2 separate regions of the Homo sapiens genome follow, and region 1 is linked to region 2. A link is an interaction called in ENCODE POLR2A ChIA-PET data of the cell type or tissue named here. Cell type or tissue: Panc1. All regions are shown on one strand. Each heading gives the region's core, and the rest is flanking DNA. Links, peaks and the distances in the headings are about the cores only. Region 1 holds the start of LOC124900562 (small nucleolar RNA SNORA18). Region 2 overlaps LINC00578 (long intergenic non-protein coding RNA 578).

Region 1 (15,771 bases), core at 8,314-10,813, 70 kb after region 2:
CCTGACCTCAGGTGATCCACCCGCCTCAGACTCCCAAAGTGCTGGGATTACAGGTGTGAGCCACCGCGCCCGGCCTCTTAATTCTTAATCACAGTCTTCATCTTTAAATTTCATAGCAAAAGATTTATTGCAGAAGAGTGACCTAATTCCTCTTTTCCATCAAAATCATTTTATGAAACCAGGAACTTTCTCAGGATCTATGAAGTATCCCAGAAATCTATGGTCCCCAAATTGAGAAAACAACCTTAGAAATGACTGGCATGTATTACAAATGTAGGGGGGAAAGTAAAGCTATAAATCCCTGTTTCAGCAAAGATACACAAATTCAGGCAATCTCACTCATGGTTGGTGGCAGTTATAATTGATTAATTTCTTTGGAAAGAGACAGTGGATATTAAGAACTATAAAAATGTCAATATAGGCGTATGTTCTCTTTCTCAGATGCAAAATTAACCTGTAAAAATTTTATAAAGATCACTGAAGTCAGATTTTTACCATGGCGGGCCCTGGTAGAGCCCTGGCTCTTCCCCCTAGACAACAGAATATTTCATTGAACTGTTAACAGTATAATTATTTGGGATGTAGAGATGATAAAGGATAAAGCTGCTCAAATATTATTAGTAGTAGTATTGATTATTTACATGTAGCCTCATTCTCGAAAGAATTTCAAGCTGCTTTCAGAGATACATAAAGCATAAAAGTAAAGAAAGAAATCAGGATTAATGAAAGATGATAATGGGAAAGTAAGATGAAGCCAAAACCAAGTTGAGGACAACATAGTAGAGCCTTAAATTTGGAATTAAGCTTCTTACCAGCTAAACAAAAAGAAAAGGCATTCACAATGTCTGAGAGAAGCAATTTACTTACTGGAAGAACTGTAGACTTGCCTGGCACTGAGTCCTGAGAGAAATTTGCACATGATCTTACTAGGAATGAGGAGACTGGACTATACCGCATAGGCACCTGCTCTGGCACTATCTACTCCAATCATTAAAAAGCAACAACAGGCTGGGTGCGGTGGCTCACGCCTGTAATCCCAGCACTTTGGGAGGCTGAGGCGGGTGGATCGTGAGGTCAATAGATCAAGACCATCCTGGCCAACATGATGAAACCCCATCTCTATTAAAAATACAAAAATTAGCTGAGTGTGGTGGCAGGCGCCTGTAGTCCCAGCTACTCGGGACTACAGTGACCTGAGATTGCACCACTGCACTCCAGCCTGGGCAACAGAGCGAGACTCTGCCTCAAAAAAAAAAAAGCAACAACAGCTCTGGGGCCCAGAAGCCTTGAGGGTGTGTCCATCTTCACATAGAAGCTAAGAGATGGTGAGTAATGTTTGAACTTCATGTTTGTTGGGAAAAAATATGTGCCTTGTTTTCTCTCTGCCTCTTTGTTATCCTAAAATTTCCATACCACTGAGTTAAAAAGAACCAGTATACTTTCTAGCCCAGACAACTTAGGCATCCCTTGGTGAGACCTTTTCATATTAAAGTTAAGAAGTTAAATTTAATAATTTATTCAAGGATTTCTTTTCTGACTTTAAATGGTAACTGGAAACAAAAGGCTAGCTTGAGAAAAAATTATAAAGGGATGGTGGAAGTAGCATTTAAGTAGAGATACTTCAAACCCACTCACATCGCTGGCACAAAAGTTCTTTGTTATCTACGTGATGTTCATCAGAAGATGAGCAATAATATTGGCTCTGCACCCATTATCTTAACTCCTTCTACATTAACCAAGCCGTGATTAAGAAACTGATGTCCAGTTTATGGTTCTGCTAAGTTAACCACAGAAGGAGGTAGAAAAGTAGATTGTTAGTATGTAATAAATGCTATAATTAGGCTATGATGAAAGGAATCTGGCAGTCTTTATCCTGAGAGAATATTTAAGTCTGGAAGGACATGGCATGGAGGTGTTCATCATCAGTGATGGGCTGTGAGGAGAGATGAGAACATTCTATAGATTTAGATGATCCCATGTGAAAGTAAGTACCAGCTCGGCCACTTTATTATTATTTATTTTATTATCATTATTATTATTATTTTTGAGATGGAGTTTCGCTCTTGTTGCCTAGGCTGGAATGCAGTGGCGCAGTCTCAGCTCATTGCAATCTCCGCCTCCCAGGTTCAAGTGATTCTCCTTCCTCAGCCTCCTGAGTAGCTGGAATTACAGGCGCTCAACCACACCCGGCTAATTTTTGTATTTTTAGTAGAGATGGGGTTTTGCCATATTGGCCAGGCTGGCCTTGAACTCCTGACCTCAAGTATCCACCCTCGGCCTCTCAAAGTGCTGATATTACAGGTGTGAGCCACCGTGCCCGGCCTCAGCCACTTTATATATGAGGTAACTAATTTAACTTACTCACATTTGTTTCCTCATCTGCAAATTGTGGGTAATAACACTTACTCAGTCGGTGCTTGTAAGAATGAAATAATCAAATATGGAAAACACCTAGGAATAAGTGCTTAACATGCTGTAAATGCTCAGTAAGTAGTAAAATCAAGGTTTCTAGAAGAGAATAAAATACAAATTACCTTCAATTGCAGTGAAAAAGACTTTGGTATGATTAAATGACAACTTCATAACTAAATGAGGAGAGGAGGGAATTATTGGTTCTGTCTGGTTAATTACCATTGTATACCAAGTACCTCCCACAATTCCTGGCCCACGGTAGCAGGTCAATAAATATTTTTCTTTTTACATTTCCATTCCTTTCACTTTGTTTCCCCTAGGATTAACATTATATATCACCCTAATACAATTATCGAAACCAGAAATCATATGTATTTTTGAGTGAATATTGAATATATTTTTAAATAATCAAAAATAGGGTAATTATCCTTATATCTGGGATTATTCTTTCAAGAAACACAAAACATAGGAATAAAAAGTCTCTGAGTCCGAATTTCAAAATTGCTTTTGAGAATAAGAAACAATCCTTTTCATTAAAGTGGGGGCTTTAATGCAGACCCAGTGAGGTGAACTGCACAACTACTGCACATAAAATGTAGGAGCCCAATATTTGATCCTTTTGATTCATCAGAGTTTTGGGCTCAAGAATCATGGTGAGAAAATGAACTTCAGCTTAGTGAGCAAACCAGGATTTACAACAACAAAATATATATGTGCAAATTATGTAAAGCATGAGTTATTCTTTCTATTGTGAACAAAGGACATTTTTCGTAGCATAAGTCTTTGTTATGAATATCTCTATATACTGCATAGACATTTTTCACACCCCCATCAATTTTGTGAAGAGACAGTGAGTTACCTAATTTGTGTCAAAAACAAGGAAAAGATGTGTCAACGACAGCATTTTTTTTCCCATTCCAGTGACAGGTTAGCACTCCAACTGTTGCTGATCTGTTGGAATTTCCTGTTTCCTCTTCCATGGAAATGTTTTCTCTTTTCTGTTGAAATAATAGATTGGAACCAGTGAGGCAGGCTAGGACATGACAACTCGGGACAACAAATGGCATCTGAAACAATTGTCCATGGTATACAATGAATGCAGTAAAATCCATCTATCTGGACTCAATAGAACCAGAGTTTTTCTTAGAGATTCACAATAATAACTAGAAGTTAAAATCATAAGACTTTGATCATGATATGAAACAAATTAACTGATGCCCAGTTTAGTTTTGGTGTTAAATGACATCTTTAAGACTTGTTTGACTGTGAATGAGATGAAGGGCAGCCTTCTGTCAACCAAAATAAACATTTCCAAACATTCTAGATCAATAGATGGTTCTTCTGTGTATCTTTTTTCTTCCCCCTCTTTGTTCCTCCTGCTCTCCCATTTGCTTTCCTTTCCTTCTCCGAGATTGCTTTCCTGTCATTGCTTCTTGCACCCCAGACACTCTGGAGGGACACCTTGATTGTCGCTGAAAACCCACCTAAACATTGGTTCACAGACAATGTGCTCAAGAGAAAAGAAGCAGTGGAGCTGTTCTCCATTTAGTGCAGTGTAGAGAACAAACATCGCCCTAGGGGAAAAAAAAAAATAGCTGGAGCTAGCCACCATTCTACCAGTAACTTTTCATGAAATTATGGGCAAAACGTTTAAAAGTCTTGAGGCATAAGTTGCTTTTACAGTTATAATCAGAAAGGACCCTCCCATCCCTCTGTTCTTTTTTGGCAGTGATCTTGGACTCCAAAAGCTGCTCTGTGGAGCCTGCAGTCAGTTGTGTCCATGATCAACCACTTTAGTCACCACCTGACTAACCACATGTTCCAGAAATGTACTCTTTATTCAAAGACTTCTTCAAAGAGTATCTAACAGTAACTCAGACACATGACATTTACTTGCTTTGAGTGACTCTTCAGTACTTCTTCTAATATGGTTTGGCTGTGTGCCCACCCAAATCTCATCTTGAATTGTAACTCCCACAATTCCCATGTGCCCTGGGAGGAACCTGGTGGGAAGTGATTGAATTATGGGGGCAGATCTTTCCTGTGCAGTTCTCATGATAGTGAATGAGTCTCATGAGATCTGATGGTTTTAAAAAGAGGAGATTCCCTGCACAAGCTCTCTTTTTGCCTGCCACCATCCATGTAAGATGTGACTTGCTCCTCCTTGCCTTCTGCCATGATTGTGAGGCCTCCCCAGCCACTTGGAACTGTAAGTCCATTAAACCTCTTTCTTTTGTAAATTGCCCAGTCTCAGTTATGTCTTTATCAGCAGCATGAATACAGACTAATACATCTCCCTTCTCAGAAAAAAAATAATAGTTAGAAACATTTTTTCTCTCAAAGACATTTTCTTATTTATATAAATTCTGTCTCTCAATCAAATCTGAGTGTCTTTAACATTCTGTAAGAAGATTTTTTTTTAATACACTTTACCCATTTGCAGTCCAATTATTAATTTGACAGAAAATCACTCAGGACAACAGAAATTGAGCCCCTAACACCCACCAAATATTTAAAAGTATATAATGTTACTATGTGAAGATACTCAACAAATATGGAACACAGTTTGTGATTTCGAAAACTTTATAACCTACATTGGGAAGATAATATTCATTGGATTTTAGAATAAGAAAGGATTATAAGTCCACTATTTTCTAGATGGATCAGGAAATAGTCCACCATCCCAAGAATAAAATAGAGGGCAGAAAAAGATGGTTTGACCACCACAAAATAAACTAAGTTCCCTTTCCTACTCTCCAATGATGTTATGCTGCACAGATGATCAGCAGAGGCGATTGTGGCAGATCCTAGCGCAGGTCTCATGTCGCTGGTCGTAGGCATCTAAAATAGGAAGGAGGAGTGCTGCAGAGAGGGCTCCTGCATGCCCTCCAGCATCGGAGGCATGTGAAGGCTGCAGGAAGGGGTGGAACAGGCACTTTGATGCAGAGGTGCCAAAGGGGTCTTAGATCAACACACTCAAGCAAGTACAGTGAGAGCTGTGGAACTGTGACTCCTGGACCACAAAGTGATCCATCCACAAGATGATTTGAGAGGTTTATATCATTTTGTCATTTGTCGTTTCTGTTTTTTCAGATATGACTGGCAGTTACTATGTGACATAGCCAAATCGATCCAAATGTATTATTAAGTAGCATTTTTGTTAATTAAACTTTTAATTTTAGCTTTGCTGAAATATGCTTGTGGTGTGCTTTTTATAGTCCTAGGAGTAGTGCAAAAGGAAAGCTCTGCCACCTGACAATTTCCCATGAAACTAATGATCTGTTGGTTGTACATGGATGCAAATGCCACAAGAGCTTTTACTGCTAGAGGAGTGGGAAATGGAAGAAAAGACCCAGAGATGAGAGAATACTAGAATGGGATGTAACATCATGGTACATATTTGAATTATTAAAAAGGATTGAAATACATTGCAGCTGAGCCGCAAGGATATCAGAGGCCAACACCTACAGAGAAAAATTCAATATTAAACAAGTGATGGCAGCTTTAAGTTCAATAGGCATTGAGAAGTCTCTTTGGGCAGGGAGGGAGCAGAACAGGCACTGATGAGGGTTAATATTCAGTGGAGGTAGAAAAGGCAATCCGCTATGATCCAAGACATTTTTTGCTCACCTGCTGGATGATATTTAAAATTTCTTTGACTTTAGTGTTTGGAATTTTGCTTCAATGCTTGATTAAGCATGTATTTGTGGGTTTCAATAGCCATTCTTTTTCTCCGTACCAGACAGACGGGAGTGAAGCAGTCCCATTCAGGAGGAGTACCACCAAACCAGTAACCAGAGACATTCATTAGGGTCTGCCTAGATTTGAACATGTTTGTAATTAATAACCTAGGATGGCTATTTTTATGTGTCAACTTGACTAGGCTATGATACCCAGATATTTCATCAAAAGCCAGTCTGGATGTTGCTGTGAACATATTTTTTAGATGAGATTAACATTTAAATCAGTAGACTTTGAATAAAGCAGATTGTTCTCCATAATGTGGGTGGGCCTTATCCAATTAGTTGAAGGCCTTAAGAGAAAAAAAAAAAGACTGCGATCTCCTAAGGAAGAGAAGAGTCTGTCTCCAGACTGCGTTCAGACTCAAACTACAATGTCAACTCCTCCCTGTGTCTCCAGCCTGCTGGCTTTCCCTGTAAATTTCAGACTTGCCAGCACCCACAATCATGTGAGCCAATTCTTACTTTAAAATCTCTCTCTCTCTCTACAGACACACACACACATACACACACACACACACACACACACACACACACATCCTATTTGTTCTGTTGATCTGGAAAACCCTGACTAATACATATCCCCTAAAACCCCTTAGGGTTTAGATCCAGAACTTGAAATAAAAAGAAATTTATTTGAGTGATGAGAACACATGGACACACAGCGGGGAACAACACACACTGGGGCCTACCGGAGGGTGGAGGGTGGGAGCAGGGAGAGGATCAGGAAAAATAACTGATGGATACTAGGCTTAATACCTGGGTGATGAAATAATCTACACAACAAACCCCCATGGCACATGTTTACCTATGGAAAAAACCTGCACATCCTGCACATGTACCCCTGAACTTAAAATCAAAGTTAAAAAAAAAAGACACTTATTTGAGTATAATAAACTCAGAGATTCTGAGTAAATAATAACATTTTGTTAAACAATTTAAATTAAACCTAAATAACTGATTAGAGGAACACTAAAAATTTTTGAACTAAGTTTTGAATATGGGATCCCAGCAACCCAATCTTATGATCGGGATTCATGATTATTCTCTTTCCTTTTTACCTTTTTGTTTTATGGTCTATTGTCTTGTAAGTTTCTGAACTAAAACTGGTAGTCAGCTTTTGTGGAGGTTTTGCTATCTCTCCAGAAATTCCTTATGCACTCCCTCTGCATTCTGTCTCTTTCCCGACTATTCTTTTCTTAGAAAGGAGTATGTTGTAGTGAAAAGATCAAGGTCTTTGAAGTAAAAACAAAAAATGTTCATTTGAATCCTGGATCTGAAGAAAACACCGGCTGTGGAAACTTGTCCAAGTCATTTAACCTCTCTAAGCCCCAGTTTCCTCATCCCTCAAGATCCTCACAAAGAGAGTACTCAGATTAAATAAGGTAACAAATGTTCAGACCCTAGTGTTTATACAGGAAGGTACTGACTTCCATGTGAGGTGACTGAAGCCTAGTGAACAAGCTTCTTGGTTTCTTTACTTAAAAAGTCCCTGATCGTAAAAATATCAACAAACATGTAATTTAGAAAGCAGAGGACATCTCTGCTATCCTTGGCAGCTGCAAAGAAAGTCAGTCAAAAGGAATATATTATTTCGATGTAGTCTAACTTCTATAACAAACAACTCCCCAGTTGCAGCAGCTTGACATAGTGAAACTGTTATTTCTTGCTCATGTCACAGCGCAGTGTGGGAGGATGGAGGGACTCTGTTCCACATTCATTCATGAACCCAGGCACCTTCAATCTTGTGGCTCCACCCTCATATTGGCCCTTAAAGTTCTTTCAAGGTAGCTAATGAGAAAAAAGGCAGAAAAGAGAACGTGATGACCACACAAAGGAAGCGTATGTAGGTTATTTCTGCAAGTGGCACGTGTTGCTCCAGCTCATATCCAATTGGCCAGAATGCCACTGCATAGCCTTACCTGGAACACGTGGTGTCTCCCTGTGCCCAGGGAGACAAAAACAACAATGTTGGTGAACTTGGGCATACATTCATCTCAAGAGCCATAAAGGCCTGTTAGATTAGATTTGTTTGTTCTTAACTGTTTACTCGCCGTTACTCATGCATATCCTTTGATCTGTGTTCAGGCCTTTGATTTTATGTAAATGCCTAGGCGTACACATTTTCCTATAAGCCGAACTTAATAATGAGAAAAGAGGTAGACCAGAAGTCTCTTAGTGTCTAAAGTAGAAACAAAAAGATAGCTGTTAAGACAGAAGATGAAAAATAGAGAGGCTCAGAGTGCAAAAGGAAATGATACATTTTTTGAGGTCTTTCCCGATGGGACTTTTCTGTAGGCTGCACATCATTGGAAACGCCTCATAGAGTTAACTCTGTGGTTTTACTTTACTCACAGGACTCTTGTTAGATCTGTGGGAACTACAAGACAGTTGCTACAAGTATGAAAAAGACTGTTACTAAATATATGAAAGACCTGATAATTTACTTTTTTACCTTATGTATTGGCATATTCCACACTCTGCACTATTCTTGAGTGTGATCGCTTAGGAATGAATATGATTTGAACTCACTCAGGTTTAGAGAGGGTGTCACATTGAGAACTAGGCAGATCCACCTACACTAAAAATGACCCTAAAGTAAATTGGTTGAAGAAATTAGATCTTAAAGATTCTTGATTTTTCCAAAGGTAAATTTTGAAATCTTCATCAGTATAGCCATATTAAAAGGAGATGACGACAGATGCCAAAAATCAAAGAATTATGGCCTGACAGGACAACTGCATTAAAATAAGCATCAGTTTCATTAAAAAGGGCTAACTTGAAGATAAATCTTTTGAAGATAAATTTTGACTCCAGCTCTTTAGAGGATCTAAAGTGACCTCGATGGACAGTGGAAGAACTTACAACATGGAATTCCTTGAATAAAAATCTATTGACTTTAAATAATTTTGCCTAATGTTACACACACACAGTTAAAACGAAAACACCTCTTTACACTGTCAAAAAAAGAAGAAGAAAATGATAGATTTTCACATTGCCCCATTGATGCCATTAAAAATCTATATAATCACTAGAGTCAAGTATTAGAAATGCTATCTTCTGTGGCCGCGTTCTCTTTCAAGGCCTATTAGTCCCTAAATTATCTCCCTGGGCACATGGCAACACTACATGTTCCAGGTAAGGCTATGTGTTGAGAAACAGTAGTGCTGGCTAAAGCCTCACAGTGAAATTAACATCCAGTGAAATTAATCTATTTGCAGGCTGCAAATGCCTATAGCAGTTGATGACTGTGATGAAAAGTGCTTTCACTTTCATGGACTATTTCAAACTTCCAAGAGAAGTTAAGGTGGAAACAAACATGAGCCAGACTCCCTAGTTCCCCATCTCTTTTCCTTTCTTCTGGGTCTTATCCACATTCTGTACCCTGAAAAAGCCCAGATCTTCTCCTGTACCTGCCCTATGTGCTGTCTCCAACCATCCTTAAAGCAAGGCCTCTGCCAAACACACAGAGTGAGGAGCCACCTATATGGCATGATGTTTGTCTTGACATGAGTGGAGACCACAGAGGCTTCCCCACACTCCCTTTGCAGATCTATCAGCGTTCTCCTGTACAACTACAGTGCCAGGACACTCCAGTTTTAGCTGCGCGTTGGTGTAGGGCATTGAAGGCCTCATAAAAATTACAGCTATCTGACAGCACTGATAGTCAAAGCCACTATCTATTAAGTGGTTACTATATGCTAGTGACTTTATATATGCTAGGTTATTAATCCCACCACAACCCTAGCAGTATTATTACTTCCACTGAAAACTGAGTTTTAGTGAGGTTAAGCAAACAACCCAAGGCAGCATAGCTAATAAAAGACAGAGCCAGGATTTAAACCTAATTCCATCTGACTCCTCCTACATGAAACAATTATAGCAAACATTTGTTGAAAGCTTACTACATGCCAATCATTGTTCTGAGCTCCTTACTTGTGTTAACTCATTTTTTCCCACAACAATTCTAGGAAGCAAACACTGCTATTGCCACCTTTTTGCAGAGGAAGGTACTGAGGTGAAGCGACTTGCCCAAACCCTACAAAAAGTAAGTGGTTAGAGCTGGGACTGCAATCCAGAGCTCTCTGTATTGAGACCAATCCACTCTTTTTTTTTTTTTTTTCATTCTTATATGTTTTAATTGTAAAATTTTCAAAAATTCCTACTTCCATGTCATCACCTAGATTTAACGACTATTGACATTTTGCTATATTTGCTTCAGTTTTTGTTGAAATACTTTAAAATAAGTTAACATGTCATAGTATTTTACTCCTTAATACTTCAGCGTGCATCTCTAAAGATGGATTTTTTTTACATAATCACAATAGCATTATCACACCTGATAAAATATATTACCAATTCCCTAATACCATATTCAAAATTCTGTAATTGTTCCAAAAGTATCTTTTCTACAGTTGGTTTGTTCAAACTAGTATCCTGCGAAAAATCATGAATAACATTTGCTAATTATATAATTCTAAAACACCTCCTTCCTACTCCCTTTTTGTACCATGACATTAATTGCTAAGGAATCAAGATCAGTCTATAGAATGATCTGCCTTCTGGATTTGTTTATTTCCTTGTGGTGCTGATTAAGTTTTTCCTCTAGTTTCTGTGTTTCTTATGAAGTGGAAACTTTAACTAAAGGCTTGAGTAGATTCACTTTCAGCAAGAATGCTTCATAGATGATATTGCAACTTCATATTGTACCACATTTGGATCTTCACAGTAACTGGCCATTGCATCAACAGCAGTGTCAAGAGCATCATAGCATCGGATGATGATGGACAGATGCCTCTGCTGCAGAGTTATGCCCCCGCCCCAACACTCAATTGGCAATCATCTGGGGAAGTCTGTCACAATGGTCCCTGTCCACCTTTCTTTTAGTGGTTTCAGCATCTGTCAAAGGTTCTTATTTGAATTTCCATCCTATCAAGGGCTGCAAAATGGTGACTTTCTGACCGTATTATTGCATCTACATTCACAGCTGACATTCTTCAATAAAGAAAAGTTTTCCTTCATCAAGTAGAACTATTTAGTTATGCTGAAATTCAGTATCTTCTAGAAAGACATTAAATCTTTAATTATTTTTAATTCTCAATTCTCAGAATAACCAATTCATGTAATAATCACCTCCAGTGATGGCAAATGAGTTTTGTTTTGGAAGACATTCTCTTTTCTAGTTATGTACTTGCGGAGTTTTATATATTCATAGTCATTTTTAAATGCTCAGGTTGTCTCACACTTGCCACTGTATACTCTTCAACTAGAATGCTACTTAACCCAGATTAAAATCCACGTTTCCCGTGTAGTAACTGAGTGACTCTTGCTTCTGTGCCTCTGTCTCTCAGAAATAAAACTGGAATTCAAAATTCTATAGAGCTTATAAGATGGTTGTAGTAATTAAATGAGACAGGTCAGCTACCAGGCTTAGCGAAGGCCATAAACAAAGAAAGAATGTGACAAATGTTAGTTGCTCCTATTTTCATATCATCACCATCTAATGCTAAGTCTTCACTAGGGAAGGAATTAGGGTCTGGAGATGCGGTGGTAAAGGGAAGAGCAAGGGTCTCAAATGCTTTAGAGAGAAGATTCTCACCCAGAACAGTGACACATGAGGGCTTTGCAGGGCCAGGAACAGGTAAAGAAACTAGGAACCTGGTGAAGGGAAGAAGGCAGGAGGCAGAATAAAATATTCCTGGAAAAAAATTATTTTTGTTTGTTTCACAGTTTTCTCAGGGCCTATTCTATTCCAAGATATCGAAAAGAATGCTGGTGAAACTAGAGCTAAGTGGCTGTCTCAGAACCTACCAGAGTAGAGAGGTCAGGTCATTTCTAGGCTTCAGGTGGCTTGTCCACCTGTCCTGCCAGCCCAGTCTCAGTTTGGGCATTAGCTGATGGGCTAAGCTGCTTGTTTCATGCTGGTCTGTAAGAAGAGCTTACAAGTGGGAAGACAAGTTCAGCATCATCTTCAAATGACAATGGTCATATGAAATACTAAAGATAGTTTCCTGTAAAAACCTCCCACAGAAACGAAAAGTTTTTAAATAAAACATGTCATCCAAAATTGTAAAGTGAGAAAGATTGTTTTCATCTCATGTCTTTGAATTGTATTGTGAGAGGTATTGGTCTTCTTCCACCAATCCAAAGTTAAGGACAAATAAATTTCATTGTATCGGAAACTTTGGAGGAAAAATTTGATGCTATTATTTTCCTTCCATGGAAATTTTATTCTGGGGATATATTTCCGTAGCAAATGCATAGTAGTTGCCAAAGAAACAAGTTAATAGTAGGCTTGATAAGAGGGATTTCTTAAAATGAAGAGCCGTTTTATCCTCCCCACCATGTCTTTCCCTTTCAGAATACTTGCTGACTCACCCCAGCCTCCCAGAACATAAACGACGGTGTTATAGCCACGAAATCCTACAAAAACCACTTCACTTCCGAGCATGTACACACATATATGTGTGCGTGGAATGTGCGCATGTGTGTTTAGGGGGTGGAAGTAAGGGCTTTCCTTCTTTCTCTTTTTATTCTCTTTTTTTTTTTTCAGACAGAGTCTTACTCTATTGCCCATGCTGGAGTGCAATGGCGCTATCTCCGCTCACTGCAACCTCCGCCTCCCGGGTTCAAGCGATTCTCCTGCCTCAGCCTCCCAAGTAGCTGGGATTACAGGCACCCACCACCATGCCCGGCTAATTTTTGTATTTTTAGTAGAGACGGGGTTTCACCATGTTAGCCAGGCTGGTCTCAAACTCCTGACCTCGCTATCTGCCCGCCTCAGCCTCTCAAAGTGCTGGGATTACAGGTGTGAGCCACTGGGCCTGGCCTATCTTTTTATTCCTTAATAAAAAATGTTTGTTTCCTCACAACTTGACAGGAACTGGCTCTGAGATTTACAGAAATAACTGAAGGGATATCGCTCATGCAAATTATCCTGCTTCTTCATTAGCTGTGGTGCTCACAACAGCCAAAGCTCTCCGTCCTCCCTCTTTTTAGGTCATGTTAGGCTTTCCTTTATAATCATATTCAGTGGACTAGCATGCCTCAGTAGAATGTTGAGTGACTTGAAAAATACTTGGCTACCAGACAAGAAAGTAAAACAAAAGCTACGTGTGTAACGTTTAACAAAGGAACATTCAGAATCTTCCCTCTGGGAGAAACAAAGCAGCAAAGAACACCCTCGTCCTCCTCTCCCAAATAAAAACTGGGAGAAAACATCCTGGAAAATAAATGCCAACACCAGAAGCCAGTTACTAGGAAGAAACATGATGAAGTTTTAAACCATTTACTCTCATTTTGTTCTTTTAAACCAAGGCCACTAATAACCTCAGAAATGTCGACTGATTATCTTCTTTCTGCTTGGTTGGTATATCTGTACCAAAATGTTCAGATGGAAGGTAAACAAAGGCCTAGCAGCTCAGATTTTTTAAAATTTGAACTGGAACTCATTTATTTGTATTTCAAAATTCCGAGGCAGATTACCTGGAAGACATCCAAAACCTCAGAAGCCAAAAGTTCTGCCAAGCATTTTTCAGCTTGGTAATCGGTAATATAATACAGCCAGATCATTAAAGAAATCCTGTTCTGAATTCCCTTGAAGTTTCTAAGGCAAAGTTTAAACAAAAATTATTTCCTTCAGAGTCTCCTATGCATGATAAGTTTCCATCTGTGCATAAGGAAACAGCATAGTAGATTAGACACCTTGACTAAGAACAAATAAACACAACAAAAATAAACGTACATTGCATTTCTCTCTAGACCTGCATGGCTGTGTATTCACAAAGCAAAACATTGTATATCTTTCGTCTCTTAGGAAGAAGTTGTTTATTACTCCTTTGCTTTGTCATGGCCATCTTGCTCATTTACTTTTCAATAATCACATATTGAAAACCCACTCTGAAGAAGGTGCTGTGCCAGACACCATGTAAAGAGACAAAGATGTAGATACACAGACTCTGCGCATGTGGGGCATAATATATAGTGGTGGGGAGGAGGAGAAGATATATACAGATAGGTATTAAACCAGGTGGAAGGTGTTGGGAAAAAGTACCTTAGGAAAGGCAAGATGAGATGCTCTGGATGTCCGGAGAAAGGTATGTTAATTAGAATGAAGAGGTCAGGAGAGATTTCAGGAAGGAGGTGGAATGAGAGCTGCATCATGAAAGGAAGGTGGGATGTGGACAAAGTGGAGAAGGTCTTAGAGTACCATGGTGCTTCATCAAGTGCCTTGTTGCCTAAAGTGTTCTGCTTCTTTCCAACCTGTGTCACGTGTAAGTCCATTTATACACTTAAACCAAAACTGAGTACATGAGAACATATATTTCTCACCCACACATTAAAATCAAGTTGAGGCCGGGTGCAGTGGCTCATACCTGTAATCCCAGCACTTTGGGAGGACAAGGTGGGCAGATCACTTGAGGTCAGGAGTTCAAGAGCAGCCTGGCCAACATGGTGAAACCCCATCTCTATTAAAAATACAAAAATTAGCAGGGAGTGGTGGCAGGTGCCTGTAATCCCAACTACTCAGGAGGATGAGGCAGGAGGATCACTTGAACCTAGGAGGCGGAGGTTGCAGTGAGATCGTGCCACTGCACTCCAGCCTGGGCAATAGAGCGACGCTCTGTCACTAAATAAATAAATAAATAAATGAAACGAAGTTGAATATTATCTCACAGTTCTATACAATCACAGTTTGCTTTTTATGCTGCTATTTATTTTTTCCATCTAAGTTGTCTTAGTGCACCATCTCCTTAAATTAACTACCAGAAAACAGGTGAAACCCATGAAACCTAGTGTTTTAGTGGAGCCATCCACTACTCAAGACCAATGTGGGAACCGCAGTCTGAATTATTTGACCTCATCAATAAGCACATTCCCACTTTGCCTATGAAGGGTGCTTATAGTAAAGAATCATCTCTTAGCCACTGTTCCACTGTGTCAATCTATGGAAAAATCAAAACGCACTTACTGAATTCATTTAAGTAAGCATTCACTGGGAAATTCCTACCCCAAAGACACTGTGTCAATTCGGAGGACTCAGGATGGCTCCCTGCAGGCATCTCACAGGCTGGAGGTGGAACTCACACCCACCTGTAATGCAGTGTATGATAATAGAGCTGTACACACAGATCCTTGGAAGCACAATACACAAGTACATCTAATGCCCACATTAAACTTTTAAAATGAAGCTGGTTTTCATTTGCATATGTAAATTCATATTCCTATTATTTGGGCTTCTAGTTGTAAGATAAGCTGAAAATGTTCTTCAGACTTTTTTGGTATTAGCTTTAGAACCTATTTATATATGAAGCACATGCAAAATATTAGTATTATTTTTTAAGCCATTTGCCAATATTGAAAAAATAACTGGTTTCATTTACTAAACTTGAATGTGAATGATATTTCACTTTGTCCAACATTCAAATATACTTTCACATCCAAAGATTTGCCACAATTGAGAATACTGAAAAATGTGCCACATATTTTGAAAGTAATTTTAAAACATATACATTGGAAAAGCATTTAGAAATGTTTGTGACAGTGGAATCATTTCAATGTACTTTCCTACCTCCTTTGTTATCTTTGTCCATTTTGTGTTGGTATAACAGAATACCAC
Region 2 (15,771 bases), core at 5,538-8,037:
GTTTATACATCATCTGCTTTGAACCAAAGTCCGAAGTTAGATGCAGCTCCTTCAGAAGTAAGAATATATGTGTCAATCCATAAAAGTGAGAATCATTCTGGTGATTACTGTCCCCCATAATCTGTTCAAAAACATTTACTTCTTTCTCTGTAACTCTGTGCTCTCTGAATTCCCATACTGATTCCTTGGCAAGCTTGCACTTTGGTGCAAAAGATATTGCAGCTTCTGCATTGTTGAAATTTGCCATTTGATATTGGGATTCATTCTTAAATAAATGTGGTTATGTTATACACCATTTTAATGCACATTTCATGCTTTACAGTTTTTTGCTAAAGACTTATTACTTGCTGTTTATTTTATATTTATTTTAAACTATGGGAATAATGTTAGACAAAAAGGAAATTCAAGCAATTTTCTCATTCAAGTTCAAAATGGGTCATGCAGTAGCAGAGACAACTTGCAACATCAACAACACATCTGGCCCGGGAACTGCTAACAAAGTGACAGTGCAGTGGTGGTTCAAGAAGTTTTGCAAAGGAGATGAGAGCCTTGAAGATGAGGAGCATCATGGCCGGCGATTGGAAGTTGACAATGACCAATTGAGAGCCACCACTGAAGCTGATCCTCTTACAATTACACTAGAAGCTAGAAGTTGCCAAAGAACTCAACGTCCACCACTCTATGGTCATTCGGGATCTGAAGCAAATTGGAAAGGTGAGAAAGCTCAGTAAGTGGATGCTTCATGAGCTGAGTGAAAATTAAAAAAAAAAAAAAATCATTGTTTTGAAGTGCTGTCTTCTCTTATTCTATGCAACAATGAACCATTTCTCGATCAGATAGTGACGTGTGACGAAAAGTGGTTTTATATGACAACGGTGATGACCAGCTCAGTGATTGGACTGAGAAGAAGCTCCAAAGCACTTCCCAAAGCCAAACTTGCATCAAAGAAAGGTCAAGGTCACTGTTTGGTGATCTGCTGCCAGTCTGATCCACTACAGCTTTCTGAATCCTGGCAAAACCATTATAGTTGAGAAGTCTCTTCAGCAAATCAATGAGATGCACCAAAAACTGCAGTGCCTGCAGCTGCCATTTGTCAACAGAAAGGGCCCAAATTTCTCCACGACAATGCCTAACCACACGTCGCACAACCAATGCTTCAAAAGTTGAACAAATTGGGCTTTGAAATTTTGCCTCATCCACCATATTCACCTGACCTCTCACCAACTGACTACCACTTCTTCAAGCATCTCAACAACTTTTTGCAGGGAAAATGCTTCCACAACCAGCAGGATGCAGAAAATGCTTTCCAAGAGTTTGTCAAATCCCAAAGCAGAGATTTTTACACTACCGGAATAAATAAATGTATTTCTCATTGGTAAAAATGTATTGATTATAATGGTTTCTATTTTGATTAATAAAGATATGTTTGAGCCTAGTTACAATAATTCAAAATTCACAGTCTTAAACCACAATCACCTTTGCATCAATCTAATATTATCAATCTCATGTTTTTAACAAACATGAATTCTTTTTTTTTCTTTTTTGAGACAGAGTCTTGCCCTGTTGCCCAGGCTGGAGTGCAGTGGCACAATCTCGGCTCACTGCAACCTCCGCCTCCCAGGTTCAAGCAATTCCCCTGCCTCAGCTTCCTGAGTAGCTGGGACTACAGATGGTTGCCACCACACCCAGCTAATTTTTTTGTATTTTTAGTAGAGACAGGGTTTCACCGTGTTAGCCAGGATGGTCTCGATCTCCTGAACTGATGATCCGCTCTCCTCAGCCTCTCAAAGTGCTGGGGTCACAGGCATGGGCCACCGCACCTAGCCTTATTTTTAATTTTTGTAGGTACATAGTAGGTATATATATTTATGGGATACGTGAAATGTTTTGATACAGGCATGCAATGTTTAATAAGCATATCATGGAGAATGAGGTATCCATCCCTTCAAGCATTTACACTTTGAATTACAAACAATCCAATCTTTTTTTGTGATCTTTTTAAATCCTTTTTTGTTTGTAATCCTTTGAGTTACAAACAATCAAATCTTCAAGTTATTTTAAAATATACAATTATTATTGACTACAGTCACCCTATTGTGCTATCAAATAGCACAACAGCAGTCTTATTCATTCTTTCTATTATTTTGTACCCATTAACCATCCCCACCTGCCCCACAGTCCCCGACTATCCTTCCCAGCCTCTGGTAACCATCCTTCTAGTCTCTATGTCCATAAGTTCAATTGTTTTCATTTTTAGATCCCACAAATAGGTGAGAACATGCAATGTTTGTCTTTCTGTGCCTCGCTTATTTCACTTAGCATAGTGACCTCCAGTTTCATCCATGTGGTTGCAAATGACTAGATCTTATTCTTTTTTATGGCTGAATAACACTCCATTGTATATGTATGCCACATTTTCTTTATCCATTCATCTGTTGATAAACACTTAGGTTGCTTCCAAGTCTTAGCTATTGTAAATAGTGCAGCAACAAACACAGGAGTGCAGATGTCTCTTTGATATACTGATTCCCTTTCTTTTGGGTATATACTCAGAAATAGAATTGCTGGGTCATATGGCAGCTCAATTTTTATTCTGAGGAACCTCCAAAGTGTTCTCCATAGTGGTTGTACTAATTTACATTCTCACCAACAGTGTACAAGGGTTCTCTTTTCTCCACATCCTCATCAGCATTTGTTATTGCCTGACATTTAGATATAAGCCATTTTAACTGGGGTAAGATTATATCTCATTGTAGTTTTGATTTGCATTTCTCTGATGATCAATGATGTTGAGCACTTTTTCATATGCCTGTTTAACAAACATATTACCTTAAGATCCACTATAAAATTATGAGACAAAGTAAATTTGCATTGGTATAAAAATAGATACAGAGAACAGTGGAACAGAATAGAGAAGTCAGAAATAAAACTGCACACCTACAATCAACTGGTATTAAACAAAGTTGACAAAAGCAAGCAATGGAAGAAAGATCCCCTATTCAATAAATGGTGCAGGGAAAACTGGCTAACCATATATGCAAAAGATTGAAACTGGACCCCCTACCTCTCACCATATACAAAAATTAACTCAAAATGAAATAAAGACTCAAATTTAAGACCTCAAACTACAAAAAAATCCTAGAAGAAAACCTAGGAAATACTCTCTGGACATCAGCTGAGGCAAAGACTAAGTGCTCAAAAGCAATTGCAACAAAAACAAAAATTTACAATTGGGACCTAATTAAACTAAAGAGCTTCTGCACAGCAAAAGAAGCTATCAACAGAGCATACAGACAACCTACTGAATGGGAGAAACTATTTGTGAACTATGCATCTGACAAAGGACCAATATCCAGAACCTATAAGCAACTGAAACAAATCAGCAAGAAAAAAACAAATCACCCCATTGAAAAGTGGGCAAAGGACATAAACAGACATTTCTCAAAAGACGATTTACAGGCAGTCAACAAACATACAAACATATGAGAAAACACTCAACATCACCAATCATCAGAGAAATGCAAATCAAAACCTCAGTGAGATACCCATCTCACACCAGTCAGAATGACTGTTCTTAAAAAGTCAAAAAATACCAGATGTTGGCAAGGATGTGAAGAACAGAAAATACTTGCACACTATTGGTGGGAATACAAGCTAGTTCAGACCCTGTGGAAAGCAGTTTGGAGATTTCTCAAAGAACAAAAACTAGAACTACCATTTGACCCAACAGTCCCATTACTGGGTACATAACCAAAAGAAAATAAATCCTTCTACCAACAATACACCTGGTCTTGTATGTTTATCACAGCACTATTCACAATAGTAAAGACATGGAACCAAACTGGGTCCTCATCAATGGTGGGCTGGATGAAGAAAATCTGGTACGTACATACTATGGAATAGGAATGCTATGCAACTGTGAAAAAGAATGAAATCATGACCTTTGCAGTAACCTGGATGCAGCTGGAGGCAATTATCCTAAGTGAATTAACACAGAAACAAAAAACCAAATACCATATGTTCTCACTTATAAGTGGGAGCTAAATATTGTGTACACATGGACATAAAGATGGGAACAATAGACACTGGGGAATCCAAAAAGGGGTAGAGGATGAGAGATGAAAGGACTGAAAAATCTCCTATTGGAAACTATGTTCAATAGGAGAGATGGGATCAATAGAAGCCCAAACTTCAGCATTACACTAACCTAAATTTTTCTTAAAAATGAAGTAGTGAGAGTACCTCCCAACTCTAACATTCTATGACTCTACGACACTCTTCTTGACAAGGTGGAATAATTCATCCAATTTCTTGGGATGAAGTGAAAAGACAAGACAGTAACCAGCCACTATTTCAAAGATGAGCCATTAATTCTGCCCTGTGACCTCATATGTAATAGGCAGGCATTCATCCATGCAAAAGATCTTTACCATCTCTCTGTCAGGCCTGTATACAGAAATGTGGTTAAAACTTGGTTCCTAGGATGAGCTGCTTCTAGTCTAAGATACCTGTTATTACTTACGTATGTAGTTGCTTGGCATATCCTAAATAAACTTTCCTCCCTCCACCCCACAAAATGCAAGCCAGCCGGCCTTCCTACAAGCTCAAAGATAAATAAATATCCTATGGTTTTCAAAGAAGATCAGTCCTCTCTTTCTCTAAACCTATTCATACTTGCCTTAGTTCCCAATGATGACACCAGAATCTATTCCTAAATTTATAAATTTCCACAAAGTATATGGCAAATAAAATACCTTGTGTATTTAAACACCATAATCATTATTATAATTATACTTCAAGTTTGACCAATTAATTCTTCAATGATTTATCTAGAAAGAGTAAACATAAAAAACAAGTTTTTCACTCTAACTTTTGACCTCAATAGATACATCATTCTACAAAAATTCAAGAACCAAGAATGTTCAAGTTGTTTCCTAGCTTCCCTTCTCATGTTTAGGCTGGTCTTGAATCTTGTATGATATCTCATCTCCCTGGACTTACATTGTCCTCAAGTTTAAGAAAATAAGATATACAAAACATTACATTTCTTTAGCATTTCTCTATAGGGTCAACTACTCGATGCCACTGTGATCAGGGAGGAATGCAGGTCTTTTTACCTTTTTTTCTGGCTGAAAATATAATTATCTGCATTGGCATCATTCTTCAAAGCATTAGTTTCATATGGATTTCAGCACAAGCTTAAAAGCCACCAACTATTCTCTCCTTTGCAACTATTTCTTGGTTAGCAGCTGTAGTGAAAAAGTTACAATTCATGGGGGAATTAAGAAGAAACTTCTATTTGGAAATACACGAGAGCAGAAAGTCTTGAAGAAAACTAATTGGTAATCCAGCCAAAGAGGGTAATTCAGAGATAGATCTTTAAAGATATATATATGTATACACACACACACACACACACACACACACACATACACACACACACACACACAGAATTGAGGGAAATGACTATTCTTATCTGCTCTAGTGTTTTTTTTTTTTAAGGATAACATCCGTTCCAATTTTTTTCGAAGTACAGAGTTCCTTATTGTTTCTAGCTCATTTACTTTCCTCTGTCTCTCACAGAACCACACATTTCACCACTGTTTTGCATATGGGAGGCATAAACAAAAGCACGACATTTTAAGGCATGATCCCATGGGGCCTTCAAGAAGTTTATATTTCACTGGAAACTCTGAGAATCTTTTGCCCAGCTAAGAACATCTGCTTCCTCTTAGCAACTTTAAATGCACTTTGATCCTGACATCCTTCAGTATCACCCACACGATGTATTTGAGGTTTTCCTGAGTAAAACAGGAGAAAAGAGTGACATTTGAGTTGGGGGCAAAGTGCCACTTTCCAGGAGACATTTAACTAAAGCTTTTGCTCAGGAATAAAAAACATAGCTTTAGTGTGGCTTATTTTTGGTTCTTCCTTAGAAACCTATATCTGTAATAACACTTAGCATCTATGTAACATTTTTAAAACATTAAACAAATTACTCCTCAACAAACCCTTTGTTGGTAAGTCAATTAGGTAGAATATAATTTGCAGATGCAAAACCAAGAAAATCAGCAGGCCAAATTAGAATCCCATTGTTTACTCCATGCTTCCCATTATCCCTCTCCCCAGACCACCAAGAGTTTCCATATGTCAGCACGATTTTATTCAAGATCATCTACAGACAGTCACACACTGCATTAAAACACTTCAGTCAACAACGGACCTCATATACAACAGAGGTCCCATAAGATTATAATGAAGCTGAAGAATCCCTATTGTCTAGTGACACCGCAGCCATCACAATGTCCTAGTACAATTCATTAGTCACATGTTTGTGGGGAGGCTGGTGTAAACAAACCTACTGTGCTGCCAATTGTATAAATGTCTAGCACATAGTTACGTACAGCACATTATACTGGGTAATGATAATAAACCACTATATTACTGGTTTATATATTTACTACCCTACATATTTTACTGTTTTTTTAGAGTATGCTTTCTCTACTTATTAGAGGAAAAAGTTAACTGTAAAATAGCCTCAGGCAGGTCCTTCAAGAGGCATTTCAGAAGAAGGCACTGTTATCACACAAGATGACAGCTCTGTGCATGTTATTGCCTCTGACCTCCCTGAGATACACGGCGTGGAGTTGGAAGACAGTAATATTGATGATCCTGACTCTGTATAGACCTAGGCTAATGTGTGTGCTTGTGTCTTCGTTTTTAACAACAACAAGTTGCAAAAGTAAAAATAAAGATTTTAAAAATAGAATAAGGATACAAAAAGAAAATATTCTTATATAGTTGTACAATGTACTTGGCTTTTAAGCTAAGTGTTACTACAAGAGTAAAAAGGCTTTTTTAAAAATTAAAGAGTTTATAAAGTTTAAAAATTTACAGTAAGCTCAGATTAATTTAAAGAAAGAAAATGTTTTAATACATTTAGTGTGTCCTAAGTATACAGTATTTATAAAGTCTGCAGAAGTGTATAGTAATGTCCTAGTCCTTCACATTCACTCACCACTCACTCACCCAGAACAACTCCCACTCTTACAAGTTTCATTCATGGTAACTACCCTGCAGGTACAAGTATACCATTTTTTTGTCTTTTATGCCATATTTTTACTGTACCTTCTCTATGTTTAGATAGGAAAAATGTTTTTCATTGTGTTATAGCTGCCTATGGTATTCAATATATAACCATGTTGTGCAGGTTTGTAACCTAGGAGCAATAGGCTATATCGTATAGCCTCAGTGTTTAGTATGCTATGCTACCTAGGTTTAAGTACATTCTATGATGTTGGCACAATGACAAAATTGCCTAACGACCCATTTCTCAAAATGTATCCCCATTGTTAAGCAACATATGACTACAGTAACATTATCATGTGATAATTATCTATTTCAAATGTATAATACTCCAACAGCTACATTACTTTGGTTCCTTTATTAGTTCATTTCAAAAGCACATACTGAGTGCAGAGTAACATTTTAGACACTGTAGTTCATTTTTATCCAATTAAATAACATTCTAGTTTAGGGTTCGATATACTACCATCCTGTTTCCTATTTGTGTAGATAAAGTTTTGTTGAAACACAGCCATACCCATTTGTGTACATATTGTCTATGGCTGCTTTTGCACTGTAACAGCAAACCTGAGATTGAAGCCTCATTCAGTCATTGTCAGAGAGATTGTATGGCCCACCACTACAAAATATTTACCTTGTGTCCCTTTACAAAATAGGTTTGCCACCCCCTGTTCCATCTCAGTAATTTCCAAACACCTCACCTAGCTGCCCAGCTATCCCTTGAGAATCTGGTTAAAGACAGAGATCCTGCACCCTAGAGATTCTGATTCAGTAAGTTGGTTGGAGTGGAACTCAGGAATCTATATTTTTAAAACCTCTTTCAGGTGATTGGGTTGTAGTGTTCCATTTGAGGAATGGTGCTCCAGGTGATGTGGCTTATGGGTTTTCAAGAAGTACCCATGGGATGGGATTAATGACAGCTTTCTTGGAGATGGTAAGTATCTCCAAGTGTTATGCATTTGGATTGTTAGCAAGAAAATACAGACTGTATTTTAGGCAATAGAGAAGCTATGGAGGTGATAAGGAACAAAAATGAGTGAAGTATGTAGTGAGGAAGCAGGATTAACCAAAGATGATAGGGTGACACAGTGGAGTGATTGAAGAAAAGATTTCATTTGTATGGAATTGGGAATCAAAGCAATAGATGCCCTTGAAGGCTTATTGAAAAACACTTTAAAACACAAATTAATCATTCAAGATCTGCGAGGTGCAGTAGAGCTGATCTGGCCAAGCAGTGTACCCCAATCTTTGATGAACAATGGAGGCTCTATTTATAATACTGTGAGTTAAGGTTAGGGTACAGAATTAAATCAGTGGCTACTTCAGAGTTTGAACCTGCAACTTTAACCTCTAGGGCAGCGTTCTTAAACTTTAACAGGAATCAGCATCACCAGGAATGCTTGTTAAAACTCAGAAAGCTGGGTCTCTTCCCAGAATTTCTGGCTTAGTAGGTCTGGGACGGGGTCTGAAATTTTCATTTCTAACAAATCTGCAGGTGATGCGGCCGGTGCTGGTCTGGAAACCACTTCTGTAACCAAATAGGACAAATGGCTGAAAAAAAACAAGGTCATATTGTACTCCTGTGAATAGGCTTTGTCGTGTTTAAGCCCACTTAGTATACATGTTGATGAACCAAGGCAACCGTGCTACCATACCTCAGGTTTGAACTTTTAGAGCTCACTGCCAATTTGGATGGAAACCATATTAAAATCATAGGATTAGAAAATAATATAAAAAATAATAGAATAGGCCTTAGAGATAATTTAGTTCAATGTTTTATTTTATAAAATAGATGGAGAAACTAAAAATCAGAGAGGTTATACGGCTTAACTGCATGCAGTTCCTAATGGCAGCCCAAGGATTTCATTCTTCAAGAGGAACCTGCATAATAAAAATGAGTAATATTTTCTATTTAAAAAAATAAGCTTAATCCATGTCCCCTGAGTTTCCTAAAGAGCTTACAAATGGCAACAATATATAAACCATCATCTAGTAATCATGACAATAATAAAATCCTCATTGAAGGGAGACCCACATTTGCAGGAATGGTCAAAAGAAAACTAGTCAAGATTAGAAATCAATTTTGGTTTCTGAGTAACTGGTCCAAAACTTATTATTATATTACCTCATCTCTTTAAAAGGCAACCATTACATTGCTAATACTATATTTTATTTAGCTCTTTGTTGTTTTGCCGAATTTCACGTGCAAGGAAATAGAAGCTTGATTCAGGTTCAAGTTCTATTCCCTGATTATGGGCAAATGACACTCAGGTAACAGCTGCAATTGATTGAGAGTGACATCTAAGCAGAGATGCTTTCAGCTACCTCTGGGCTCCCAGGACACTTAGAAATAATTCAGGTATGGTTTCTTATCAGCTGAGTATTAGCAGCCTGTAAATATGTATCCCCCATTCAGCAGAATGGGTTCGTACAGAGTAAAAGCCACCTGGAAAACACTGAAATGTACTTCTTTAAGAGGTTGTCTAGCTACTTTTTCCCCAAGGGACAACCAATCGGCGATACATTATTTTAGCTTGTTAACATGTGGAACATATCAGGCTTTTGCCTTGCCTTGTTTTGTTTTGTTTTGTTTTAGTTTGCTCCCTGTGCTCTTCATTTGTCTTTCAAATGTAGAGTAAAAGGATCCATTTCTTTGTCCAGCTTCATGTCATATGTAGATAAAAGTGAATTAATTTTTAATGAAGTAGAAAGTGGGTTATATGAAGGCAATTTCCTTCTAGGCTTTACATGATGGCTCTTTTTCATTTTATTGGGTTCATCAACCAAATGGTTATTTATTCATATATCCATTCAGTATGTATTGAACAACGCTACGTGGAAGGCATTTTGACAGATTTGAGTTGGGTTTTTTTTCCCCTTCTTTTGTAATTATTGGAAAAGAGGAAGGAGTAGGCAGATGCTGCTCCCACACCAGACACAGTTTGAGTCCTATTTTCCCTTTGTTCCATCGTGACATAATTTCTGCACTGTAGATCGGTTGATCCTTTTACCCAACAAAGATTACTCTTCTGCCATTTTCAAAGTGGTGAAATAAAGGATCCAATGATTTCTTCTTTGGGTATTATAAAATATTACATTTTATGGTACCTGTGGGTATTATAAAATATTCTATTTCTTTATAAGCTAAATACAATTTGTATTTTTCTAAACTTACCTAACCTTGAATGATCCTAGCGTTAAAGTAAGGCCTGTCTATGCAGTAACTTTTAAACAGTATCAAGCATACCTACCTCTGTATTTGGCAGCTTTCCTTCAACCTAGAATGAACTCCACCTCGACAAAGACTATAAATCCTTTGAAGACCAACCTGAAGTTTAACCACTCCCCCCTCCCCGCCCCACACTGGACCCCTTTTGGGAGCTATGACAACCCACAATGAGATGGTTCTCTTCACTCCCAGGACACTGATTATTCAACACTACTCACTTGATGTGTCAGATCCTGTCTTATATTATGAATGATTGTTTTATGCATACTGTAAGCTCTTTGAGGACAAATTATAGGGCCTGTATTTTTTGTATATATCATAGAGCTTAACAAAGGATTAAATTTTGAGTTTAGCTTGAATGGGAGGAGAATGGTCTTTATAGTAATGGTCATTGATAGAGAATATTGATGGAGAATTATCTCCAGTAGAAAATTATCTATGGAATCAACTAAAAAGCAAAACATCAAAACTTTGAGTTACTAAGGTTAGTTACTGAAAAGGTTAACAAAATTTCTGACGTCATTGCAGGTGAATTTTAAAAAGTGGGTTTTTTTTTTTTTTTTTTTGTAAGAAGCTTGGAGAATTAAATTGATCTTCTTAATGTTACATAATGCTGCCTTGCAACAAGTAGTATGTTTATTCTTCAAAGAATGTTAGAAATCTTTGCTAACTAACTAGCAAATCACGAGCGAAACCAGCAAGGTGTAAAGAAGGTCGCAAAAAGAAATGCAAATGGTTATAACAGTATCAATCTAAAAACCTAACCACATTCTAGAGAGTTGAGAGAAGAAGTTGTTCATTTGGTGGTGCACTGGGGCTGGAGTTTTTATTGTTGGTTTGGTTTTTGGTATCAAGAGAGTTTATCTGGCTTTGATATTAGACTGTGTCTCCCTGAATAGTGTCTCTTCCTGCAAAGAGCTCACAATGGCAGCTTTTCACACACTGGATGCTAGGGTTTTTCATTTCATATAGCAGAACGGGAAACAAATAAAACATTATATAGTGCCCTTTTTACTGAGGCACCAAAACATGCTTCAGAAAACTTGTCAGAGGGAGATGGGAAGAGAGAGGAGCAAAAGAGATGATGGAAAAGCACGGTTCCCAGTTTTCATAAATGAACCGAATACTAGAATTGGAAAGAAAATACGCAAATAGGGAGCTAAATATGTCTAGGATAATGCCAAGTTACAAAATTTAGGCTTAAAAAAAATCAACATTCTCTGATCCCTCGATCTGTATTTTGAAGGGCACCTATTCAGCTGGTTTCTAATAATCCTAGCATTAAGACAAATAAACGGGGAGACATGGGTGGGTGCAGGCAGTCTCATGCTAATGCACAGCACCACCGATTTATTCACCCTTACAGCAGTTTTAAAATCAATTCAATATTTCCTGGATAGGTTGACATCACCCCTTTCATATCGGAGTGAAGGACTGAACTGCTTGCTCTGTACTCATTAAAATTCTGTATACTACACTATGCTGGAGCCAATGTCTATTTTCATGATGGCCGTAAAACAAAGCAATAAGTGTTCTTGTCTCTGAGGCCAAGGTGGGGAGAACAGAGAGGAGTTATGAGAGATGAGGTCCACAGAAAGGAAAAGAGGGAAGGAAGCATTAATCTGTTAATATTTACCAAATTCTAGCAATGAAGTATCACACATACACATTAATAAAGCATCCAAAACACAGACATGAATTCAAGGGCACTCCAAGAATTCTAGCCTGAGAGAGCCCAGCCAGTAAGGTAGTAGCAGACAATTTAATCTGGGAAAATGACTTTCCACCCAGAAAATTGAAAACATTGTTCTCAGTTCTTTTACTATTTCTATGAAGTAGTTTTCCTTTTCACAATCCATTTATGAAGGAAAATATGTATGTGTCACTCATCTGAGTACTATTTGCATAAACATGGGGCCTTGTTCTTCCAGATATATATTACATGTGTGTATGTGTGCATGTGCACACACACTTATACAAATATATGAATGAATATATATCTGTGCACAGGACCTCCAGGGCACAAGTGGCGTGGTGGAGGGATGCTCTGAGGAATGACTGGCTTTGGATTTGCCTGGATCTGAGGGCTGCATTCGGCTCTGCTCTGATGGAGGGAGGGTGACTGGCTGTAAGGAGCATTCATAGAACTGAAGGAGCCACGTTGCTCTACCCCCCAGGGTAAGAAAATGTACCTTTTGAACAACTGTGACATCAGCTAGGTCTGCAGCAGCACTGTGGTTCATCCTCCAGCTGAGGGAGTGAACCTCACAAAAGGGAGGCTACACCCAAGGACAGCGATGAGATGCTGCTCCAAGAATGCTCTTGGAGGAACTTACGTCCTGTGCTTTCTTCAGTCCCTCCTGACAAGTAAAACCAGACCTACTGACAGAGAAAAAATGACCTCAAATTCAGAATAGGACAGCAGTTTTTGTTTTGATCATTCTACATCATGTATGCTTTATACTCAGACAACAAACAGGCCCAACTTCAAATATTATTAAGATATTCTCAGTGAAGTGCCCGATTTTTTTTTCTTCTTATTTCGGCAACTCTTCACACACACACACACACACACACACACACACACACACACACACACACACACACACACACACAAAGAGAAAGAGGGAGAGAGAGACAGCAGGGCCATGCATATGGTAAAAACCAACGCTTTTATTCAAGAAGGGCAGGCTGACCTTTCAGAGTTTGTTAGAAACATACCCCAGAGTAAATGCTCACACTCTCAACTCTCTAGAATAAGACTCCGTCTTCAACAGCAATGAAGAATTGCCTGAAGACTCAACTTCCTTCGCCCACTGGGTCGAGGAGAAAGGAAAATAGGCAGAGTTCTTCAAGGAGGGGGCGGCACTGTGCCTGCTTGGCGCGGAAGGAATCCAGCCACCTCTCTGCCTACGTCCTCTATTTTCAGAGACAGCCTGGTTTCAGCCTGAGCTGTGGCCTGGTCCAGGAGCAGCCAGGGGAAGGGACCTCCTGCATCATGGGAGTGTCTGGGGGTGAGAAGGGCACCACTAGAAATCATGCCACAGAGCGATGGAAAGCAGTGCTCCCAGTCTTTTGCTTCCTGGTGCAAGTCACATTGCCCTTTAAAATGACATGGGGTGGGGTGTACAGTCCAGTGGGTAGAATGTGGCATAGTTCCCTAGGATCCAAGGAACACAGGAGGGAGCTCTATACTCTCTCTCTCTCTTAGACCAACTGGGTTCAAACCTCAATTCTGGCACTTCACAGTTCTATAGCCTAGGGCAAGTCATTGAATCTCTCTGTGCTTCAGCTTCCTTGTCTTTAAGTTGGGATAGGTAGTAACAGTCCCTACCTCACCAGGTAGCTTTGGAGGACTAAATGAGCAAATTCTCAAAGGGCTAAGGTAAAGTACTTGGATCGCAGTAAATATTCTCTAAGTGTCAGGGTTGTATCCCACCTGATTTGCTGTGAGCCTCTACTTGGTCCTGAAAGGAAAGAACAAAGGAGAACAAGGCTACTGCACTCATGCTCCCGCCATTGGGCCCTGGTGGCCCCTGATCTGCTGGAGCTGGTACTGCCTTCAAATCCCACCCTACCTGCCCCTATGTTTCCTTGGGCCTGGTGGAAGCGCATTGTTGGATGACTCCGCTGAAAGGCACAGGTGTCCTTATTACCCTCAAATAACCTAATTAAGACAGTATAAAAGAAGATGCTGGCACTGAAAAAGAACCTGGTCCACTTACTGACTGTAGGAGTGTAGGTTCCAGAAACCCTGTTTTGAACCAAATTCTGGGCCTCATTTATTATTAACAACATCATGGGGGGGGAGAGGAATGGCTCCATTGAAACTTTGTTCTTTATTTTATTTTGAGTTCATATTACCAATAAATAAAGCACATATTCCCTAGGGAGACAGGCCAATTATCTGCAACCTGCTTGCCAGGTACCATGACTGCAGGAGAACTGAGTGGCCAGAGGTTTCTGGATCTGAAGCTGCAATGAAATGTGTTCTCATAACTAACACTGAAGATATCATTCTTAAGAAGAATGTGTGAAGGCTATTTCTCTACTCTAAGCATATATTTTCTAAACCAAAAATCAAACCTGGTATGTCACAGAAAATTTTTGTGTGGCTTCTGAGACTCCCCTTGGGCTATCTTTAAGCAAAGAGTTTGAATGACAAAACATTGGCCTTTAGGGACTATGAGGGAAAAACAGGACAGAATATTTGACTAGCCTGAAAAAGTCAGGCACTTACCGTATTCATTCACTTGGCAGAGAAGCAAAAGACAGCAAATAGGAAGCTATTTTAATGGACACCCGTGGTTACCATTTATAAGGGTTATCCTCTTGTCCTTATCTTGATCTGAATAGGAGAAACTATAACTGAACTTTGAGGCTTCATTTGTGGTCATGGGTAGAATTGCCAAATAAAACCAGCTCTCTAACTCTACCCCTATTCTGTCCCTCCAAAGGGACAACCATCGATGTACCTGACCACATTCTCCTTTTCCCCAGGTCATCCTGAAGGACACAGTGTCCTCTTGAACACGTTTGATTTATTCAGTGTGTTCCTAGGCTTGAAACTAGAATGGAAAGAGATGCTATTCCCCTGATCACAACAGAGCTCTGCCTAGAGAATCAGTCTAGCATAATAGTAAGTAGCCTTTGGAGTTACACTCTTTGGATTCAAATTTTAGCTTCCCAGCTTACAAGGTGGGTAACCTGTCTAGGCCCAGTTTTAGCATCAGTGAAATGGAAATAATAAACAGCACCTCACTCACCGATATGCCTATGCGAATGTAAGCAAAGAACCTGGTTCATGTTAAGAATTTGATGGATGTGAAGTTTGTTGCTAGAAAAGAAAAAATAAATGTGGTAACTATCAGCTTTACAATATAAGCAATTAACTCTCTTCTAGTCATCTCCTAGGGACTTTGAGAAGAATAAAATATAGAGCATCTTTCCTAACATTAAATCATGCTAATATATCAGAATATGAAATATAGAGATATCAGTTTTATAAATAAGTTAATGAGCAGGTTTTCAATGAAAGTGCAATCTAGCGAGAAAATGGTTTGGCCATTCCTCCTTGACCTGAACCTGTTGATTTATTAATATATGAGCAGGCCCTTCTCACATGGAGTCTACTGAAATAATGGCCCCTTGCACAGTGGAGACTATGATTGTTCACTTGCATTTTGGCTAACAAGCCAAATAAATGAAAATATAGTAATTATGTGTAAACTACAACCTCATGTATATCTGGGTGACTATTTTATCTACCAGATTTGTAGCACAATTTTAAATTGAATTTCAAAATTGAAGATGTATACTTTACTTGTAAAGTTGTGGTCATTAGTGCTGTGAACTCTGCTTTCTGAATTTTTTTCACTTTTGCTATACAGACTTTAGGGTTTGTTTTTTTGTTTTTTGTTTTTGTTTTTTTCAATTTACAATATAGGGGATCTGAA

The links. ChIA-PET counts read pairs that join two places held together with the same protein. Peaks named below come from ENCODE experiments on the same cell type or tissue, not always from the same donor. Only the 100,000 strongest peaks of a DNase experiment are listed, where the experiment ranks them.
Region 1: POLR2A ChIA-PET joins it to region 2 with 13 read pairs; 3 of 35 experiments call an interaction of 5 or more read pairs at or near these places.

Annotation. Positions count from the first base shown.
Region 1 is chr3:177,617,056-177,632,826 of GRCh38, reverse strand. It overlaps LINC00578 (long intergenic non-protein coding RNA 578), which reads right to left. Exons shown (of 4, transcript NR_047568.1): 3 at 3,272-3,410. LOC124900562 (small nucleolar RNA SNORA18) reads left to right here and starts at 8,418; the gene lies at 8,418-8,545. In Panc1, for the core only: a CTCF peak has its summit at 10,154; no DNase peak of the experiment used is centred there; H3K27ac peaks cover 2,500 bases.
Region 2 is chr3:177,684,325-177,700,095 of GRCh38, reverse strand. The region is part of intron 3 of LINC00578 (long intergenic non-protein coding RNA 578); the gene reads right to left. Among named protein-coding and RNA genes, the nearest start is that of LINC02015, 120 kb to the left of the region's middle. In Panc1, for the core only: no CTCF peak of the experiment used is centred there; no DNase peak of the experiment used is centred there; H3K27ac peaks cover 437 bases.